Regions from separate parts of the Homo sapiens genome. Here region 1 is linked to region 2. Evidence: chromatin loops called from intact Hi-C (ENCODE). Cell type or tissue: GM12878. All regions are shown on one strand. Links, peaks and the distances in the headings refer to the core of each region. The heading gives the core; the rest is flanking DNA. Region 1 overlaps FLT1 (fms related receptor tyrosine kinase 1). Region 2 has its middle 30 kb from the start of FLT1.

What was found. A loop is a pair of places that touch in the nucleus more often than their neighbours do. Peaks named below come from ENCODE experiments on the same cell type or tissue, not always from the same donor. Only the 100,000 strongest peaks of a DNase experiment are listed, where the experiment ranks them.
Region 1: it touches region 2 in a loop (7-fold over the local background); 2 of 110 quality-filtered maps call a loop at or near these places.

Annotation. Positions count from the first base shown.
Region 1 is chr13:28,422,768-28,434,102 of GRCh38, reverse strand. FLT1 (fms related receptor tyrosine kinase 1) reads left to right here. Exons shown (of 30, transcript NM_002019.4): 5 at 1-45; 6 at 148-284; 7 at 2,793-2,967; 8 at 3,936-4,053; 9 at 6,182-6,351; 10 at 6,785-6,944. Among named protein-coding and RNA genes, the nearest start is that of FLT1, 67 kb to the left of the region's middle. RefSeq lists enhancers at 3,138-3,797, 3,817-4,216, 11,028-11,077. In GM12878, for the core only: a CTCF peak has its summit at 4,840; a DNase peak (open chromatin) is centred at 4,012; H3K4me3 peaks cover 2,123 bases; H3K27ac peaks cover 2,309 bases.
Region 2 is chr13:28,519,657-28,530,991 of GRCh38, reverse strand. No RefSeq gene overlaps it. Among named protein-coding and RNA genes, the nearest start is that of FLT1, 30 kb to the right of the region's middle. In GM12878, for the core only: no CTCF peak of the experiment used is centred there; a DNase peak (open chromatin) is centred at 6,781; H3K4me3 peaks cover 446 bases; H3K27ac peaks cover 1,006 bases.

The sequences.
Region 1 (11,335 bases), core at 3,099-7,098, 95 kb after region 2:
TCAATGGGCATTTGTATAAGACAAACTATCTCACACATCGACAAAGTAAGTGATGCTTCAAAGGCATGAACATAAGCCGAAGTGCTCTGTATTTTTATCTGTGTAATGAAATCTTAATTTTAAAAAATTTCTCTCTTATGCTTGCAGCCAATACAATCATAGATGTCCAAATAAGCACACCACGCCCAGTCAAATTACTTAGAGGCCATACTCTTGTCCTCAATTGTACTGCTACCACTCCCTTGAACACGAGAGTTCAAATGACCTGGAGTTACCCTGATGAAGTGAGTGACCCATTTTTCTATTTCTTCTGCAGGACAGTATTTTAAGCAAGTGAAATCCCGCAGGGGTTTTGAGATGGGAAAAATCAGAAAATCCTGACTCCTGTGGCAGTGTTAGTCAATAAAGAAGCTTTGGGTTTGGTTTGAGTGCTTTCTTTGCCTGGCATTTCATGAGTGTGATATGCATAGATACTGTCTTTTGATGTCTGGGGGTTTTGTTTTGAAGAGTGTAGACTGGTATTTCTATTGCATGATTCTAGGTGGAAGAAAAGGGATTGTTTCATTCTTGGAAACTACTCTGTAGGATTTAGAGATGAGAGAGAAATTTATCACCAAATGCCAGGCAGGGACTGCCTTTTGTAACAACAACAACAACTTTCCAGGAGGCTGTCTCTGTCAGCGCATTCATTTAAGATACTGGCAGACAGTCAGGCACCTGATTGGAGCATGTTTGGAAAAGATATTACAACCCAGCCATCCAATATTCCATTTGTTAAGTGTCAGGGGAGCAATTCTGTCCTTCAGAAAAATGAGAAGAATGAAGCCTGCGTTGGGTTCCCTTATTCAAATCGAACATCCTTGCAAACAATAATTGTTTTAAAAATGTATAGATGGGGAAACTATGATAAACTGTTACGGAAATTTTGACAGTAGTTCTAGCCCCCATTTCTTGTGTGTCAGCATGATTTATGCGGCATATCTCAAGTACAATCATTTGTTATGTCGTTCAGATTGCCCAATTACAAAGTCAATTTATGATTAAATTATGTATGAAAGATTAATGCATCAGCCTCAAGCTAGTGTTGTTTTTCATCGACATTTCTCGCCATGGAAATGGAATAACTTAGCAACAAAAACGTGTAACGAGTGCCCTGTAGGGACACATTAAGGACTTATCAGTCATAAACTATTCTCTAGGAGAGGTATTGTTTCATTTAAATAAAAATGCTATGGCTTGTAGCAATATTTTCTGGGTTTTAATAGAAATCAAATATTCTCCGTAAGTGCCAAGAGGGAAGAAACTTTTATCCTGCTAGCATTGCTGCTGTAAGTAAGAGTATCTACAACACATCTATTAAATGCTAATAATCTTCTAAAACAGCACTGTCCAGCAGAACTTTCTGTGATGGAAATATCCCGTATTTGTGCTCCAGTACTGTGCCACTAGCCACATATGGCAGATGAGCACTTGAAATGTGACTAGTGTGACTGAGGAAATGAATTTTTGATTTCATTTAATTTTAATAGCCACACGTGGCTGGTGGCTGCAGTACTGGGCGAAGCAATTCTAAAACACAGGATGAGTTCTTTCCCAAGTCAGAAGCAATACCAGTGTTACTCAGCTTGGCAAAGGAAGTAGTACCTGTATAAATAGAGCTGCAGAAAGCTCCCTCAGTCTGTTACGTTAGGGGACTAGTTCTCTGACTTTTGATAGTGGCAATTGACTTTTCTCTCTGGTTATTGCTGAGAATGAAGAAAATGGCCTCAACATGTGTCTGTCTGTTCCAATGGGGAAGTAAAAGGACAGGTGGGTAGAAGTGTATTAAACGTGGCACAGAGGAGAACTAAGCTCAAGATCCAAAAATCAGTTCTGGACAGCTCCCAAAGACATTTTTCCATGCTCCTCCCCTCCGCCCCCTATGACTATGGGGAAGGATTGAGAGGTGGAAATAACTTATTAGTTATAAAATATAGTGCTTAAAAAAAAAAGGAGACGGCAATGTGATCTTGTCTTCTCAAAACAGTGAGCAGGACTGTCATTGTGGCCAGGTCAGATTGCAGAGCCTAAGGCTAATTCTTGATCTTCTCTGAGACAAACCTGGGACAGCACCTTCCAAGTCTTGGTTAAAGATCCATTTACTGTGATTTAGCTGACATGGGCAAGCACTGTTCAAATAGTGAAATAATGAAACTATAGCATTATTCCACCTTAGTAAGTACAGCCAAGACTCATTATATTTTCCTTCATATCTCGTAGGGACAAAAAAGGAAACTCACATGGTGATTTGGTGAGAGAAGCACTGTCATTAAGCCAGACACTAACTAAGGCTTATGATTGTCCACGTTTGTGTGCGATATCTATGCCTAGGGAACAGGTTACTGTGTAGAGAGGTGTGTGTGCCAGAGGAAGGACACTAGATTTATGCTCAAACAACTTCAGTTCCTAGCCAACTTGGGCCAGGGTATCACTTCCTTCAGTTTTTTCATCACTAAAAGGGCAGTCAGCCTGCCAATCTCATTAGGTTGTTGGGACAAACAATTGAGATAGTATATGTGAAAGTGTATTTGAAGAAAATTAAGTGCTAAATAAATCCTGCTATGCTACATATTTGAAGCACCTCTAGACACAGATGTAGTTTCCAAACATTACGCTCTAGGTGGATTTGACATGATTCTTAGTATAAAACAGAAGCTGTTGTCGAACTAATGATCTAAGAAATGTTAAAATCCTATATAACTTTAAGCATGAACACTCACTCCTTCTACATTTGTTATACATTTTCTTTCTAGAAAAATAAGAGAGCTTCCGTAAGGCGACGAATTGACCAAAGCAATTCCCATGCCAACATATTCTACAGTGTTCTTACTATTGACAAAATGCAGAACAAAGACAAAGGACTTTATACTTGTCGTGTAAGGAGTGGACCATCATTCAAATCTGTTAACACCTCAGTGCATATATATGGTAAGCATAGTTCAGCGTTGCCAACTCATGCTATGCTTTCTAATCATTGTAGATGTCTGTGTTCTCTAAATAAGTCAGTTTTCTGTTGGCCAAGAGTTACATTATCATGAATGAATACAGCTTGGCCATGGTTCCCTCCTCCCCCTGTCAAAAAGCAAACCACATTAAGTACTCTTTACATTTAATACTTTTGAATTGAACAGAGAGTCCTTTCTTTAGATGCTTATTATGGCTAATAATTCGGTTAGAACCTAATATATTTATGAAATTCTTAGTGTTCTGTATAAACAAAACAGAAAAAGATGATGAGTTTTATCTTTATTATCTAAGAAAAATTTCTCAGGTACTACCATGAATTAGAGAAATAAAAATATGGTATGCTAAATCATTTAGAATTAATGCTATTTTATTCCTGCTTTTACTCTCAAGGAATCCTAATGCTGTTGCTTAATTTCAGTATGCAAATTCTATAAAGAAAATGCTTAAAGACCTTATTTCCATTGCTGAAAAGGAAACAGTGTGGAGGGCAGAAACTATGGAACAATTCTATCAGTAGCCTTTATTTCCTTTTGTCTTTCTCCAGTTGATTTTTGATATCAAATTGGTTGTTTTAGGGTGTACAGAGCAACTTTTTCTCACCTTGCTTATAGTGGCCAGGTAGATTTTTAGAAATATCTTCCCACTTCTTTGTTATTGTGATAGAGATATTTAAGGTGTTTCACTTTCTGTTGCTCTGCCACTGTTTTATGTGGCTAGGACGTGATACCATTTGATTTGAAAGGCGTTCACCAATTACAGTGCTTTTAAAGTATCCTATTCATGATCAACATTTGGGCTCATTGATAGGCTCTATCATAATTCAGCTCTGTTTATTTACTCATTGATTACACCCTCCCTGAATGAGGCCCTAAGGTTTTGTTTATGGAAATTATTCTTTTCTAATGTATGTATCACTTCTCCTTTCAAAGATAAAGCATTCATCACTGTGAAACATCGAAAACAGCAGGTGCTTGAAACCGTAGCTGGCAAGCGGTCTTACCGGCTCTCTATGAAAGTGAAGGCATTTCCCTCGCCGGAAGTTGTATGGTAGGACCATCCTTATTTCCATAACAGTTTAAGACATACTTTGTAAGTGGGAAGCTGCAAGAGCCTAATGACTCGAATTCCTGACAAAATACCAAGAGACGTTCCTCAGACAGCCCCAGAGAGCTCAGAACTCTGTAGATTCTTGGGTGGTGGAGGTGAGAAGGGCTGGGGAAAAGGAAATAATGTAGCAAGGTAAGCGAGAGATGAGGTTTGTTTGAGTGCTCGCTTCAGTCTAGTCTCTTACTGTGGCTAACTTTCTGCATCTCTAAACCTTCCTATGATGTCAACATTCTTTGAATGGGATGTGTTGAGCAATGACTAGGAAGCATTTTGAATATGTAACATGCTCTATTAACCCTGAAGAAGTGGGCTCTTGTAATGAGAATGCTGAAAATAATTCTTTTATATACAGCTGGGTTGAAAGTTCCAGTCCTGTTTTAAAATTAAACAAACATTAATAGAGACAAGACTTACTCATTTGAAGAGGGGGACGATGGGGCCTATTTGAACTAATTAAGTTTTTTTTGGCTAGAAAGATACATATTCAAAACCTCCTTCAGCAGTTGTTTTTTAAAACACTGGTACAACACCTGATGTAAAACAATGTAATCTGTTTATGATCTGCAATCATTTTACAAAATTACTGTTAAATGCCAATATCTTTGGCTCAAGTCATTACATTTTAAACAAAGGGTATAGTACAAAACTGATTAGCAAAACAATCCATACAATAGGGATGTGGCGCCATTTTAGAATCTCCCTAACCAGAGCTGATTTGGCTTTCAATGTCATATGAGGGCAGTGTTTGTTTGCAGTTCCCTCAAATACTTAATAGGGAATTAAAGAGAAAATTTTAACTTTGTGCTATGTCTTCATGCCATTGCAGTAGAAAAATGATCTTTTTTGCTTCAGAATATCAAAAACGTTTAGTAGTAAATTTTTAGGTTTAATAGTAAATTGAATAGTAATCTGATGACTCCAGGAGGTACATTCACTCTTCCAGTGTCTGAGGGCACGCTCATCTGTTAGTGTTGATTTCTTCAGTAACTAAGTAGCAAGGGCATTAAAAAAAAATTCAATCCACCGTCAAAAATGCTGACTTGTTGTAGGAAATAATTTAAAGTAATACCAAGACAATATTTGTAATCACAAAGTGTAGCATCCTCATTTTAATTACTTTGGATCTGAGACACACTAGTAATGGGAATTTGTTTGTAGGACTTTATAATCATGCATGATAATGAACTAAGTTCCCAATATTAAACCTTTATACAGAACACAAGAAACTCCTAATGGATTAAAACTGCCTATTTAAAGAACCATGCATTTTAATGAAATCATAGAATTTTAGAGTTATAAGGAAACTTTGAGAACCTCTAGAAAATTTGAGAAAATTGGAGCCCAAACTGGTTAGTCACATTTGCAGCAGCCTGCAGTGAGTAGCAGAGCCAGGTCAAGCACCCAAGCCTCTGACTCTCAGTTCTGTGTGCAACAGAGTGATATCAATGCATCGATTCAGTATTTAATACGTTTTTAAAATTTCTTTAAGTTTATGCTTTCTGTTTTTTTTTTTTCTGTGCCTTAACTGTTCTTCCTCAGAGGAAAAATCTTGATAGTCTTGATTTCACTCTAGTTTATGAAAGGGACAACTGGTGTGACCATTTATAAAACTAATAAGAACTCCACATGAGACCACAATAGAAAAGTCTATTTTTATTTTTATCTGGAGAAGTGATCTACTTGATCTGACTTACAATGGCCCTTATACTGCTGATGGAGCCTCGTGGAAAACTCTGAAAAACATCTCGGATGGAATCAGAGCCCCTGCTTCTGGGTTAATACTTAAGTCACAGTGGCCACCAGTATGCCTGTGGGCACACTAAGCTACTGCTTTTCTATCTTCGCTCGCTTTATTTCTTCTTCCTTGCCAATAAATATGAAGTGTTACCCAGTCTAAAAATCATATCTGCCTTTACTCAAAAGTTAATGCCTACATTTTAAAAATCAACACTGATGATCAAAGGTTTGAAATTGGTCAACTTGAGCTCAAAAACTTCAATGACCGTGTTATCAAAGTGATATTGAGAGGCCGTGTGAAATGACTTACTGATCATGTTTTTAACCACAGGTTAAAAGATGGGTTACCTGCGACTGAGAAATCTGCTCGCTATTTGACTCGTGGCTACTCGTTAATTATCAAGGACGTAACTGAAGAGGATGCAGGGAATTATACAATCTTGCTGAGCATAAAACAGTCAAATGTGTTTAAAAACCTCACTGCCACTCTAATTGTCAATGGTAAGTTTGCTGTTCATACTTTCTTCTGGTTCTGGTAGGCAACAAATTAGTGAACATTTATGAATTCAAAAATCAGCGTAACAACATCAAAGATAGCAAAATTTCAAATAATCATTTGAAAAAACACTTAACGTTAAGTTCCCATCTTAACAATCTCGTGTTTGTTTGTTGTATTCCATAGGCGGCATGATCTTTTATCACTGTAATCACAATGTACATACCATGGAATCAAATTATTAATAATCTCAAAACCCTGCTACTACTTTTAAAAATCTGCATTTTCTTGACAAATAGGAGGGTTTATTTGTTTTTTTGTTTCTTGTTTGTTTCCCTGACATCAAAGCCAGTGAGAATGTGGTCCTTCATGTGTGGCCCAGGAGAAAGTCATTAGAACTGCTCTTGACTTCTGTCCCGTTCTTCATCTCCTTTCCAGTGAAACCCCAGATTTACGAAAAGGCCGTGTCATCGTTTCCAGACCCGGCTCTCTACCCACTGGGCAGCAGACAAATCCTGACTTGTACCGCATATGGTATCCCTCAACCTACAATCAAGTGGTTCTGGCACCCCTGTAACCATAATCATTCCGAAGCAAGGTAGGGACAGTCAGTTTTTTTACTAACTTTCAAATACTTTTTGACACCTGGAATTAAGATTTTTTAATGGACGCAGATGGGAATCTGCATGTGGGATGTACTGTATATTTGAGGCAAAGGCTCTCCCTGCCTTGGAAAAAGGTGGGCAACAGCTACTCTTCTTTCTTACTGAATATACCCTATCACTGGCTAACAATTTCATAATTTTTCTCTCTAGTTTACAGTTTTAGAAGCACAAGCACAAAACTAAGGTCCTCCCATGAGCTGTGACATGAGCTCAGGTTGGAACTCTGGTCTCCTGTTTCTCAACTGAAGATCCCTAGACTTTGGCAATACCACTATGTCAGTTGCATTAGCATTCCCATTTTTCATTTTGTATTCTTTGGTTATGATCCAAGTTCTTCCCAACACCAGTGATCACTATGTTTCCTACTTTTGGGCTTTGCTCTTCCATCTGTCTGAAATGCACCTCCACCCATTGCCTGCCTCCTAAGAGGGCTTTATTTATCAAACCCCATGGCTCAGCTCTTACGTCACCTTCTCTGTGAACTCTCCTCACTGCCTCATTCAGAATCACTTCTTCCCCCTCAGTATGAACAGCACTTTGTTCACGCCCTTGTTACATCACTCGATGCGCAAAGGTTTGTCTCTCTCTAAGCTAAGAGCTGATTGAGAGCACCCTTGTGTCTTTAGGCTGGGCCAAGGCTGGCACACAGTAGATACTTAGTGTATATTTGCTAAATGAATACATCCCTACCCTCTGCTAATTGTGCAGCATTTCCTTGCATCCTGTTGATGACTGAGCCTTGTTTGCTTTTTCCTCTTTTTGTTTAGTCTAGAGGGATGATACTAAGGATAGTTTATGGGAGCTAATTTGAAGAACAGGAATAGACTTGATAGGTGCAACAATAAGATATTATTGAAACTGCCCAAGGATTATCATTATGCCAAACTATTTTCCTTATTACTTTTAACTCCACTTGCAGAGTGTTCAGGAGGATTGTTATTCAAAAAAAAAAAAAAAAAAAGATTGACAGGAAAAGTAAACAAAGCATAATCCTAACATAAACAGATAGAAGTGGCTATTTGATTTTCTAGATTCTTCCCACAATTCCAACTCGTTTTGCTTAGGGTGTATTACTCTCAGAGTGGAAAGTTACTGGTGAGCTATGGAATTCCTGGGAAGTAGCTGTTTTCCACACATCTGATTTCTCATTTGACTGTCATTTTCTAAGAATAGAAATAGAGAAGACTTACAAATCTTAAATATCTTCTTTACCACTGTGAATGTTTAACACATAAGACAGTGAGATCTACTGAAATTCTATACTATTTTGCAAATTTGGGGTATGCATCAATATTTATCGACCCATCCGTTTAGGGTCTTGACATATGTGCCAACCTAACATGCAAATAAATAAAAAAAAAACTAAATAATTGAAGCTATTAGATTCGGATAAAAGTGTAGAGTTGAATTTTTCTGGAATAACAGAGCCTTTTCTAAATATATTTAAATTTTGTTTTGGCAATATTAAATCTAAAATTTCTATTCTATCTAGGATTAGAACTAGTAACTATGTTAGAAAATAACAATTATGGTGATAGAACATAATATTTATAAATTTGGGTTTAAGTGATGCTAATAAAATATGGTTTGGGGAATGAGGCCACCTCGAATGGAACTTTGTAAACATTAGCTTTCTTTCCAATTTCTTTGTGGTGTAAGGGATCTCTCTTCTGTGTGATGGAATAAGTTCGCCAAGGCCTGAAAACATGTCTTATTCCTTTCAGAATGGTCTCAAGACTCAGAGCATTACCTTAAATGTTTGTTGGCCATTTGAATTATTCTCTGTTCAAGGCATTTTTTTTCACTACTTACAAGACTGATCACAAATGGAAGTTTAAGGTTGCATATGCTTTATTTCTTTAATACGTTGCTGCTTGAAATTATCTGCCAAAAACGTACACATCTTTGATGTACAAGAATGACAGCTCGATGTACATTAGTCAGCAGGTACTAATTGAGTAGCCTACCTGTGTGAGGCCCAGATTTGGTGCTTGGTGGTTAAATCAGTACAGTTAACTTAGAGGTGTTTCAGAAATATATGTAGAAACTTTGTACACCAGAAAATAAACAGAACCACTCTTTCACCCTCTCAGAGAGATGAAGCTAAAATTTATAGATAAATGAAACCCTCTTTAATTACCAAAAGTTCTCAAATATGTCTTTATATAAACATATTTATATACACTTAGACTAACTTAGATTCAGTTGTAGACAGGAATTTTAGTAACACATGAGTAAGAAATGCTCCATTGCACTTATTTTGAGTTATATGGTAACATATTTGCATACTGGTGTCTATACATGATCATCAAAAGAGATTGGGTGACTAATATATGCACATTACTCTCAAATACGTAGAATAATTCCTGGCATTTAAATTTTAGGCTCTAGTGAAAGGGCGTATCTATGTATATCCACGGCCAAAGCATTCGCTTAGTTTGAGGACAGAATGTACTTGTTTAAGGAGCTCAAAACTATTAATTGGTTTAATATGGCCAGACAGTTAATGTATCTACTATAGAAAGAGGTTCAGACCTAACTCAAATTATTTAGTGTCTTAGAGTCTAATAAATATGTAAATATGTTAAGTTATTATAACTACCGATAGTTCAACTGAAAATGTCACCCTTTAAAAAAAAAGTAGTAAAATATGCTATGAAGGCGAGCTAAGTTTTGACTGAGTAATATTGTGGCTTTCGTTTTGCCTAGAATTTGTTCTTATAAAACATTAGGAATAAAAGAGAGGAGGGAAAGGATGATTACTTTTAAACTCATACAGGTAATGAACCAAGAAGAAATAAAGCAGAATCTTTCCCTTTTTAGTTTTTTTTTTAATTAAAAAAAGGAAAGTGGGGCCAGGTGCAGTGGCTCATACCTGTAATCCCAACACCTTGGGAGGCCAAGGCAGGAGGATCACCTGAGGTCGGGAGTTTGAGACCAGCCTGGGCAACATAATGAAACCCCGCCACTACTTAAAATACAAAAATTAGCCAGGAGCGGTGGCAGGCACCTATAATTCCAGCTGCTCAGGGACAATTGCTTGAACCTGGGAGGTGGAGGTTGCAATGAGCTGAGATCGCACCACTGCACTCCAGCCTGGGCAACAAGAGCGAAACTCCGCTTCAGAAAAAAAAGAAAAAGAAAGAAAAGAAAAGTGATAATAAAACTGTGATATCTCTTTTGAATATTAATAACACCAAAATAAGTTATCAACACTGAATAAGGTGGAATATTTTATTTTTCTCATCCTCAGCCAACAGGTAGACTTCTAAATAGATATTCCTAAACCTGCTCCCATGAGTCTGAGCAAAAAGCCAGAGAGCATCATAAGGATGTTAAGCATATAGTGCCTTCCACATGTCTATAGCTTGCAGCCTCTGCTCATATAAAGTAAAGATAATGATATACACTTCATAGAGAGACTATGAGGATCGAATGAGGTAATGTATTTAGAAAGTTACAGAGCACCACAGATTTGCAAGGTTGTAATCATTGCTAGCATTGGGGTACATTTCTTTAAATAAGACCTGAGAACCTTTAATGAACTTAAAGGATATTTCTGCCTACTATAGAGCTAGTTTGACAACAGTGAGCAGTTTTGCCAAACATTTCTAAGAAATGAATGCAAATTATGGAATGTAAAATGCAGTTTTGTTGTGCTTTAAGAATAGTAATTTAGTAGGTCTGGGGTGGAGGGTGGCTGTGGAATTCAGGAAAATATGACTTTTCAGAAGAAGAAAAATTAAGGAACTACAGAAGAGTTAGACAAAAGTAAAAGGAAGAGTAAATGGAAGGGTGTCATGAGGGAATGAAGTAATTCTCCCAGTTCGTGTGGCCTGCCCCATTCATTGGTTTCCTGTCATGAGAGGAAGTGGTTCTGCCCTGTGGGTTGGCTGAGGCTGGGGTGGGCTGACTGGGCATGTGGGGGAGCTGATGCCTGCTCAGCCAGTCCACTTTCAATTTCTAGAACTTCACGTTCCGCCTGCATTTTGAACAACTAAGTAGTACGAGTAAACCCCCCAAGGACTGAGCTCCGCTTGATCTTACAGTCCTCCATGAACTCTGCCAGAGTACTGATGCAGCCTCACAGGAGATACTATTTAGATAAGATTGTCCATGGCAAGGAGGTTGGTTGGTTTCTAAAGGAACAATAATAATACAGGACTGGAGGGAAGGGGACCTTCTCTGTGGAATGGAAAGGGTGGATTTCAGGAACCCAGGAGAGGATAGGGCAAGGACAGTCTTGGCATAATCAGTTTGTGCTGCAGATCACTGTTTTCTCAGGAAGAATCTAAGATGTTGAAAGTCTACTTTTCTTTACGTG
Region 2 (11,335 bases), core at 4,489-8,488:
ACAAGTCTGAACAACATTTGGCCCCACAAAACTACTAGTTAATATTCTCCTATTCCACTAAGTACTTCTATTTTGGTATTGGTATCATTCTGCCCTGAATTGCTGCATATAGTGTCCTGGGTGCTCTAGTGGAAGAGCACTAGATTGCAAACTCGGAGAGGCAGGGAAAGGTCTATTTTGTTTCTGCATTTTCTGGGCTTAGAGGCCTGGGCATTTCACATAGTAGGTTCTGTATCGCTATAAATGTATATGAAATATGTAGACATTCTTGCCTCTCCTGGACACCCCTACCACCATATCTTGTTCCCGTTTGCACGCTGGGAACACTATCATCTGACTGTTGAGCATACACACAGAATTTGCATGTATATATGACATGCACACTGTTTTATATGTACCACATGTGTGTACACACAAACATGCTACACACATACAATATGTGTTTAGTAACTGCAATACCACCACCATCCCACGCTCCCCACCCCACCCTCGATGAGAAAGAAAATGGAAGCTATGTGTGAAATCTGTCATAGATACGCTGTCCTTCTCGTTAATCTCTTTTTGCCACAGACAAACTCTTCAAACATTTTGTGTGATTTCAATTTTGGAAAATGTTACTTCCCATCACATTTTAAACCTTCAAGTTTAGAGTTTATCATCATGACTACCAAAAGAGAGAAGGTCGAAGAAGTGCTTTGCGGACTTTCTAAGCTATATATTGGTAGGGCATAACTAGTATTGGAATTAGAGATCAGTTCTTAGCAGTGGCCTCTGACCCTTCAGATTTAAATCTTTGCTTTTTGCCTGACCACCCTCAGCTGTCCTTCCCATCTTCCCCAGCTGCAAGACTTAAGGATCTGTATAACAATATTTAAATATTTAAATCCCCTGGGGAAGCACACTAAAAGGAACCCTCTGGGACTCTTTATAATGTGAAAATCATCCTCTAATTGCTTCACTCCCAGTTGCTTAGTCCTCTGCCCTTTGCCCAACAGAGCTGAGTCAAGCCAGCAGTAAAAGCCAAGGCCACTTAGTGCTTCTTGAACGGATGAATGAATGAATAAATGATCATATTCTATTTTTTGTTTACATGTAATCATGTTATTTATATTTATTTATTTATTGAAATGGAGTTTAGCTCTTGTTGCCCAGGCTGGAGTGCAATGGCACCATCTCTGCTCATCGCAACCTCCACCTTCTGGGTTCAAGCAATTATCCTGCCTCAGCCTCCCCAGTAGCTGGGATTACAGGCATGCGCCACCACACCCGGCTAATTTTATATTTTTAGTACAGATGGGGTTTCTCCATGTTGGTCAGGCTGGTCTCGAACTCCTGACCTCAGGTAATCCGCCCACCTCAGCCTCCCAAAGTGCTGGGATTACAGGCATGAGCAACCGCACCCGGCGTTATTTTATTTATAAGCTTAGGGGAAAAAATTATAGCTCCTGGTCTGTAGAAATAGATTTGGGGAAAACGAAGTGGAACAATCCCTAAATAGTATAAATTGGGCATATCCTAATTGTTTAATACATATCTTTAATAATGAAAAATGTAGTTCACTCCTATGCTTAGCCAAGATGAAGTGAGAGTTAGGGCAGCAGAGTGTATAAGACCCTGTGATATTGTGAGTTCACCTTCTTGGGAGAGTTCTCTCTGTTTTTGCAAAATGCTTGCTGCCCCTGAGAGCTGTGTTGCTGTGGCTTTTACATATAATGTGCTACTTTGATTGGAACCTACTGTAGTTGTTATCTTTTTATATATGTGTCCCAACTAGATTGCGAGCCCCTTAAAGGATCGCCTTATATCTGCAAGGCTTGCACTGTTTTCTGCCCCTAGAAATAGACAAATAAGTGTCTGAGGGTGACGATGGGACTAGCCTGGTCATCCATGTGAAATGAATTCAGAGGTCAAAAGTCATCATGGAGCAAATTAAATGATGTCTAATGCCCTCCAGTGGCAGTTTTCCAATGGCATTCCATGGATGTGCTTCAAGGGATCAGTGGAGGAGAGTCTTCTACTACAGCAATTTTAGATTTGAGGTCCAGCTGCTCTGGACATTTTTGCAAACATCTACCTCTGAAGAATGACAGCAATGGGCAAAGGCAGGTTGCAATCCCAAACCAATGAATAGTGGAGGAAGATATTCAGGAGTGAACTTCCCCTATCATCAACTCTTATTTTTTTTCTGAACATAGTTTATATTCTATGAATGAGAAAGAAAAGAAAACGTTTCAGAGAAGAAATGCTCAGAGTTGGAGGGGAGTGGGGAAAAGGGACTCTTTGCATCTTTTGTTCTCTTCAACAGAAATAGCTGTCTGTCCCCAGCAGCTCCAGATGCCTGTCTCCATCTGTCCACACACCCTACTGGCATTTCCAATTCACTTTATCGCTGCCAGCACAGAGGCAGGTTAGTCCCCACAGTCTTCTCACAAAAAGATTAGCAGAACTTAAACTTAACAAGGCAGAGGCTTATTGAGTTGTGTTTCTTTGATAACCTTCAGCTAGGAGGTCTCCAAGGCTCCTCAGCATCTAGCACCTGAAGAATGGTTTCAGCTCGCCTTCACCTTGCCTTCTGGTGGGCTATTCATGTTGGTTTACCTTGTGTAGGTTACTATGGACCTTTTATTTTCCCACGCATTGCTGAAACTATCAGGAAAGCTGTTCCTTGTCAATAGAGGTCTATATGAAATAAATCAGTTCGAGGACTTAACGACAAACTATCCCTTGCTACTTGAGGTGTCCTCCTCCCTCCCCATTTCCCCGCTCTATTCCTAGACCTCAGATCTGGTCCTGGTTTCCTGCCCAGTGATCTTCTTCTAGGGCCTTTGCCAGGTCCCTTTTTCTAGATCTTTCATCCTGAGGCTGGGGACTGGTTGCTAGCCCCACAGCTGCCTCCTGCCTACTATTACACTTTCCTATGGAATATGCCCACCCAGATTTCTTAGCATGCTGTTCTGCCCACATTGTCGGACATCCTTTTATTCATCTTAGACTCCTTTTCCCATTGCTGATTAATTTCCTGGACTTGAAAAGATTATGATCAACTGTGGACGCCCCTCTGACATGAGCATCGTCGGCAGGGTCGCCTCTCCCGGCCTCTGTTCCGCTCCTTTGCTGGGGCCTTCCTCTTTTTCACTTGCTGCTGCTTTTGCAACGGTCTGACCACTTCCCCCCTGGGACCCAGTGGCAAGCTCAAAAATCTCTCTGAACAAAGGTAGATCTACGTTAAAAAAAAAAAAATCAATAGAGAGTCCTAGTTATGGCACCTTAAAAAAAAGAAACATGTGAATCCTAATGAGGTTTGAAATACCTAGGGATGTTTGCGATGGCCTTGCGGGTTTGTTTGCGATCGCCTTGCAGGTTTGGGTCTGCAAGGCTAGATTCCAGTCAGTTTGTTTCCTCCTGGAATCCTGCTCACAGTTTAAGCAAGCTGCCACATTGGAAGCAGGTGAGCAGTAGTACCTTAGATTTTTCAATGCCTAGATTCTCCCGTAAGTAAAAATCACTGAGTCCAAGACTATAGCATGCCTTTAATAAATTACACTTATAAAAGATGAAGTTCTTCTCATTTATTTATTTATTTATTTATTTATTTTTGAGGCAGGGTCTCACTGTCATTTCCCGGGCTGGAGTGCAGTGTTGTGATCTGGGCTCACTGCAGCCCCAACTTCCTGGGCTCAAGAGATCTGCCCACCTCAGCCTCCTGAGTAGCTGTGACTACAGGCACGCGCCACCCCTCCCGGCTAATTTTTTGTATTTTTAGTAGAGATGAGGTTGCGCCAGGCTGGTCTCGAACTCCTAGGTTCAAGCGATCCACCCACCTCCACCTCCCAAAATGTTGAGATTACAGGCATGAGCCACCACGCTGGGCCAATGATGTTCTTAATATAGAAACTCAATGTAGTAAACAACATTCTTTAAAAATCTTAAACATGAATTTTTTTTTTTTTTTTTAGGCAAGGTCTCACTCTGGAATGCAGTGGTAAGATCTCAGCTCACTGCAACCTCTGCCTCCCGGGTTCAAGTGATCCTCCCACCACAGCCTCTTGAATAGCTGGGATTACGGGCACATGCCACCACACCCAACTAATTTTTGTATTTTTAGTAGACGTGGGGTTTCACCATGTTGGCTAGGCTGATCTTGAACAGTTGACCTCAAGTGATCCCCCTGCCTTGGCCTCGAGAAGTGCTGGGATTATAGATGTGAGCCACCGCACCCAGCCAATAAAGTTCTTAATATAGAAATCCAATGTAGTAAACATTCTTTAAAAATCTTAAATGTGAATTTTTTTAATTTTTATTATTTTATTTTATTTTATTTTTTTAGCCAGGGTCTCACTCTGTTGCCCAGGCTGGAATGCAGTGGTGTGATCTTGACTCACTGCAGTCTCTGCCTCCTGAGTTCAAGTGATCCTCCCACCACAGCCTCTTAAATAACTGGGATTACAGGCACGTGCCACCACGCCCGGCTAATTTTTGTATTTTGTATTTTTTTCTTTTTTTGAAACAGGAGTCTCACTCTGTCTCCCAGGCTGGAGCACACTGGCCTGATCTCGGCTCACTGCAACCTCCGCCTCCCGGGTTCAAGTGATTCTCCTGCCTCAGCCACCCAAATAGCTGGGATTACAAGGCCTGTGCCACCATGCCCATCTTAAACTTGAATATTAAAGAGCAATATGTTGACTTCCTACTGGCAATGTCTTATAATATTTTGTTTAAACTTCTGAATAGCTCTACCCTGTCCTAATTAGTTTAGGGTCTGTAAATTAGTTTATACTGATTTAATTACTTAAAACATGATTTAATTAAATAAAACATCTGGAAAAGATATAGTAATAAATACAATTCAGTTACCTTGTCACCAATCTGTAGCTGTTTTCAGTCTCTGTTTCCATGTATATATTTGAGTTGAAAACACCTTTCTCACACATCTCAAACCCCTCTTGGCTTTGGTTTTCAGTCCTGCATCATTCTCCACCAGACTCTCCTCTGTATAAGCTCTGGAACATTATAACAGAAAGGCTGTCCTCCACCAGTGTAGCGGGAGCTATATATATATACACACACACATATATATGGCTTCCTTGTCTCTCTCTTGCCCTCTTTGTTTCCATCCTGTCTTAGTCCGCTTGGGCTTCTATAAAAAAACACCATAGACTAAACACCATAGGCTAAGGATTAAACAACAAATATTTATTTCTCACAGTTGCAGAGGTGGATGTCTCAGATCAGGGGGTCAGCATGGTCAGGTTCTGCTAAGGGCTCTCTTCCTGGCTTGCAGATGACTGCCTCCTGGGTATGTCCTCACCAGGAGAAAAGACAGCAAGGGAGCTCTCTGGCCACTTCTTACAAATGCACAGTCCTATACGTGAGAGCTCCACCCTCATGCCCTAATTATCCCCCAAAGGTGCCTCCTCTTACTACCATCACATTGAGATTAGGGTTTGAACATATGAATTTTGGGGGAGACATAGACATTCAGTGCATTATGCCTCCCAATGGCCCTGAACAAAGAGGGAGAAACAGCACATGCAGGCAGCAACATGGAAACCACAGTTGTCTTCTTGCCAATCAGAAGATTTTATATTTTGGCCATGTTTTTTAACGATTTGCTATTTGATACTAGAGTTCATGTTCAGATATCTGATATTCTGGTATACCCCTCTGAGTGTGTGCGTGCACACACACACACAAACACACACACCTCATCCCACCTAGGGCAAACCAATTCACAGACTTGACTGAACCAGCAAGATTCAGTCTTTTGAAAATTTAAACCATGAAGAGATACAAGCAGTGAGTTGACAGATGCAACATTGTAACGGGAGCATCCTAATGACTATAAGTACCATCCGTTTACAACTTGCTCATCGCATTGAGCACCTGCATGCCTTTTCCTTCCTGTCACCCTGTGAGAGATGCACTGTTTTTATCCCTGTGTTGCAAATGAGGAGACTGAAGCTCATGAAGTTGTGTCTCTTGCTGAGATAACCCAACTGGCCAGTGATGGAGATGGGATCCTAAGCTTCCTTGCCTCATGGCTCTAGGTGCCAAGGTCATCCAGGCTCCCCTTTGGGAAGCCACATGTGCAGGTTTTCTGGGATCCCATGAGATCTAAATCCCAGTCACCCCCACTTCCTCTGCCATCTCGCTTACCTGGTTATTTTGGTCTCCACTTGGCATCAAAGACTCCTCAGAGCTCTTGTGGAGAATCTGAAGCCTGCTTTGTCTCAGGAACTAAAAACTCTTTTACATTCTTCTAATTTTATAGACAAAAACATAAAGGCAAATTTAGAAAAGGTTTTTATGAAATGAAGACATCTCCATAAGGATAATTCTCAAGAGGTTTGACAGAGGACCAAGTTCAAGAGCCCTAATGTACAACATGGTGTCTATAGTTAGTAACAACGCAGGGTATGCTTGACAATTGCTGAGACAGTAGATTTTAAGTGTTCTCACCACAAACAAATAGTAAGTATGTGAGGGAATACATATGTTAATTAGCGTAATTGAACCATTTTACAATGGGTACGTATTTGAAAAACTCATGTCGTACATCATAAATGTGTACAATTATTATTTGTCAATAAAAATGTAAAGAAAGAAAAAAATAAAGAAAATTCCCAAGATGAGTGAGAAGGTGAGTAACTGTTGCTCATGCAATCAAATTCAACAAAGTTGGTGGAAAAAGGTTATGAATGAGAATTGAGTGTTACGGTACGTGCATTCTATAAATAGTGAGACTATGGTACAGTTTTTAACTTGCTAGATTACTCACCACTTTTAGGTTTATGTCTTCCTCTTTTCATTTGTGTCACTTCCCACATATGCCCTCTAATTTTCTTTTAACACATAATGACGTTTTGTAGCATTTTAACTTATGGTAGTAATATCTTGTAATTCTTTGACAGACCCTGGGAAATACTGAAGAAATTGTGCCTCAGATTTCTGTGAATTCTAAAAATAGTGGAGAGTCAAGTTTGTAATACTCTTAAAATAGTGAATTGAGAAACTGTAGGTTGACTTAAAAAATAGGTTTAAAAAATTGTCTTACTAGGTTTTTTTTTTTTTTTTTTTTTTTTTTTTTTTTTTTTTTTTGAGACCGAGTCCTGCTCTGTTGCTAGGCTGGAGTGTAGTGGCGTGATCTCGGCTCACTGCAACCTCTGCCTCCCAGGTTCAAGCGATTCTTCTGCCTCAGCTTCCTGAGTAGCTGGGGCTACAGGCACACCACCATGGCCAGATAATTTTTGTATTTTTAGTAGAGACAGGGTTTCACCATGTTGGCCAGGATGGTCTCGATTTCTTGACCTCATGGTCTGCTCGCCTCGGCCTCCCAAAGTGCTGGGATCACAGGAGCACTGCGTCCAGCCGACTTTATTTTTTAGGAGCAGTTTTAGGTTCACAACAAAATTGATTGGAAAGCACAGAGATTTCTTATATACCCTCTGTCCCAACACATGCGTATAATTTTAAAATAGTGGAAAGGTCCCATTAATTTAGTATTTTTGGTAAATTTCTGCTAAAAATCTTGGTGTAATTCCTAGGCACAAGAATTTCACAGAAATATAGTTGATAAACTTTCGATCTAAACTATTCAAGAGAAAAAACCGCCTACTGGGTTTTAAGGATCTTGGAGGACAAATGACTCACAATAGGCACTCCTATATTTCTTGAATGGATAATCAGCCTAATCAGGAAGTCATTTTTATTTCCTAACTTAATGCCATGAACACCTTTCAATAGCATCTCTTTGGGATGGAGAATGCATCTGTGTCTTCCTGGCAATAATTTTCTGGATGCGAATGCTTAGAACACATGAGGATAAAAATGTCAAAATGTGCCTAATTCTCAGTCTGCCCAGCTCGAAGGTCTCACACCAATTACCATTTATGGTGTCGGCTTCACGAGACGGGAAGCATGCCCGGGCTGTGGGCCCACCAACAGTGTGGCAGAGGACAAAGAACTTGCACTTGAGTTCCTGCTCTACCACTTACTTGTGCACGATCCTGTACAAATTGCTTCACTTCTCTGAGATTCAGTTTTCATTGTCTGCTAAGTTGTGCTTATAGAATTCCTGGTTTGGTGGTAAGGACATAAACGGTTGTTCACATTGTTATCCAGAATATTCTTCAACATCAAATTGCATTTGAAAACATGCCTATACAACCTTCCAGACCAAGGCTCTGATGTTCTGGTCAATACAGAGCATTGATGAGTTAATTGACAGAGCTATCCGTGGGCTGAATTGCACTAAGCTAGGCTCCCTCTGCCTCATTTCCCATCATTGAGGACCAGGCTGAGAAGGGTTTTGGGGTGAGGGGTGTTGGTGTTGTAGGAATATATACTATTGGTTTGGCATGCCTGTACCCTCCTCCCACAATCATGTGATCAATTTTTATAACTTATATTCCCCTTCAAGATAATGCTTCATAGTTTTCGTAGCTTAATTTGGGATTAAAATATTGAGAATGGGAATAGTTTGAGTTGCTCAGTGGCCTATACTTTGAGAGAAATAGCCTTCCAGCCTCTATCCTGCCAGAGTAGCCTTGGTCATAAAATTCCCACCTTCAAGTTTCATGGTAAGGACATGATGAGAAAAAAATCTATGATCAGACACTCTTCACAGCCTTGTGGGTTTGAACCATGTCCGTATTATCTTCTTTCCAGAGGAATCCCCATTGTGTCTGCCATCTTCACGGACCAATAGAGCTAGCCGGTTGACCACTTTAGTTACCCATCTGTGAAGTTCCGGCTACATGATTTGCAAGGCCCAGTGCAAAATGAACATGTGGAGCCCACCCCACCAACCTTTCTAAAAAAAAAAAAAGCATTAAGAATATCAAGATGGCAACAGCAGAGCATGAAACCAAGTATGGAGCCCTTCTGAGCCCGGGGTTCTGTGCAACTGAACGGTTGCATGCCCCCGAAGCTGGCTGTGCACCTATGGATTTTCCCTTAATGTCTTTCTCTTTCTTGGGGACTTATCAAGTGCATTGTTGATGATAATATTTCTAGTAAAAATGTTACTTTTTTAAAATAATGGTAAGCTTTCTTTTTTCTTATTTATTTATTTATTTTGAGACAGAATCTCGCTCTGTTGCCCAAGCTGGAGTGCAATGGTGAAATCTCGGCTCACTGCAACTTCTGCCTCCCGGGTTCAAGTGATTCTCCTGCCTCAGCCTCCCGAGTAGCTGGGGTTACAGGCGCCCACCACTATGCCCGGCTAATTTTTGTATTTTTGGTAGAGACAGGGCTTCACCATGTTAGTCAGGCTGGTCTGGAACTCCTGACCTCAGGTGATCTGCCTGCCTCAGCCTGCCAAAGTGCTGGGAATGCAGGCGTGAGACATCATGCCCAGCTGCTTTTGTAAACATTCAAATATGTTTTCTGGCATTTTGTTTTTCTGAGCCAATCAATTGCAACTTCTTTTTTTAAAAAATCAGAATACATATTCTATTTTCTTAGTTATTATACAGTGAAATATTCTTCAAATTATCTTTATTACTCTTTTTTCTTTCAAAACATATGGATACCAAACAATATGTAGATATGCCAAGAAGCCTAACAAGGGTTCAAGACAGTAGAATCATCAGTCAATCTGACTGAAACATCAAATGGATTATTTTTCCACAAGAAAGGAACAATTAACAGAGTAAAGAGACCGTCTACGAATTGGGAGAAAATATTTGAAAGCCATACATTTGAAAAGGGATTACTATCCAAAATATATAAGGAACTCAAACAACTCTATAGAAAGAAAATAATCTGATTTTAAAATGGGCAAGAAACCCAAACATTTCTCAAAAGAAGACATACGAATGGCCAACAGATACGTGAAACAATGTTCATCATCTCTAATCATTTGGGAAATTACAAATGAAAACCACAATGGGATAGCACCCCCACACCTGTTAAAATGGCTATTGTAAAAGATAAGTGTTGGTGAGGATGTGAAGAAAAGGAGACCCTTGCATACTGTTGGTGGGAATGTAAATAAGCACAGCCATAATGGAAAACAATATAGAGTCTCCTTAAAGAACTACATATGATCCAGCATAGAACTACCATATGATCCCGCAATCGTGTTGCTGGATATTTTCTCAAAAAGTGTGAAATCAGCATGTGGGAATGATATCTCCTCCCCATGTACATTGCAACACTATTCTCAATAGCCAAGTTATGAAATCAGCCTAAGTATCCATCAATAATGAATGGATAAAGAAAACATGGTATTATATATACAGTAGAGTATTATTCAGCCTTTAAAAAGGAAGAAATGTTGTCTTTGTGACAACATGGATGGACCGAATTGGAGAACATTGTGCTAAATGAAATAAACCAGGTGCAGAAAGACAGATACCACATGTTCTTGCTTATATGTGAGATCTAAAAACAATTGAACTCAAAGAGACAGAGAGTAGGATGGTGGTTATTGAATGCAGCCGGGAGGCAGGATGGAGAGATGAAGGTAAAGGGTAGAGGGTCACAGTAGATGAAAAGAGCAAGTTGTTTTCTTTGAGATATATTGCACAGAGTAGTGAATGTGGTAAATAATGTAGTGTACATTTCAAAATCACTGAGAAAATTTCAAATGTTCTTACCACAAAAAGTAAGTGTTTGAAGTGATGGGTATGTTAATTAACTTGATTTAATAATTCCACATTGTATTCATACTATATTCATAAATTCATAACATGACTTTGGATGCATAAATATATACAACTATGATCTGTCAATTTACAATTAAAAAATAAAAATTTTAAAAATTGTGATTTTTGGCCAGACAAGATGGCTCACGCCTATAATCCCAGCACATCGGGAGGTTGAGGTGGGCAGATCACTTGAGGTCAGGAGTTCCAGGACAGCCTGGCCAACGTTGCGAAACCCTGTCTCTACTAAAAATACAAAAATTAGCAGGGCATAATGGTGGGTGCCTGTAATCCCAGCTACTTGGGAGGATGAAGCGGGAAGAATTGCTCGAACCTGGGAGGCAGAGGTTGCGGTGAGCCGGGATTGCACCACTCCACTCCAGCCTGGGTGACAGAGCAAGACTCCGTCTCAAAAAAAAAAAAATGTGGATTTTTGTCTTTTTGACTTACTAATATTTTACTTAAAATTTCAGCTTCTGATGTTCATAAATGGAATAATAAGATTTGATTTGCTAAAATTTCATGTAGCATGTATCTATTTCTAATATTCATAAGTGAAATTGGTTTATATCTTTAATTCTTACCATTTTCTTATTTGGTTTTGGGATCAGTGTTATGTAACCTTATGAAACAAATTGGGTAGCTTTCACTCTGCTTATCTGGAACATTTTTATGAGAAAGAGATG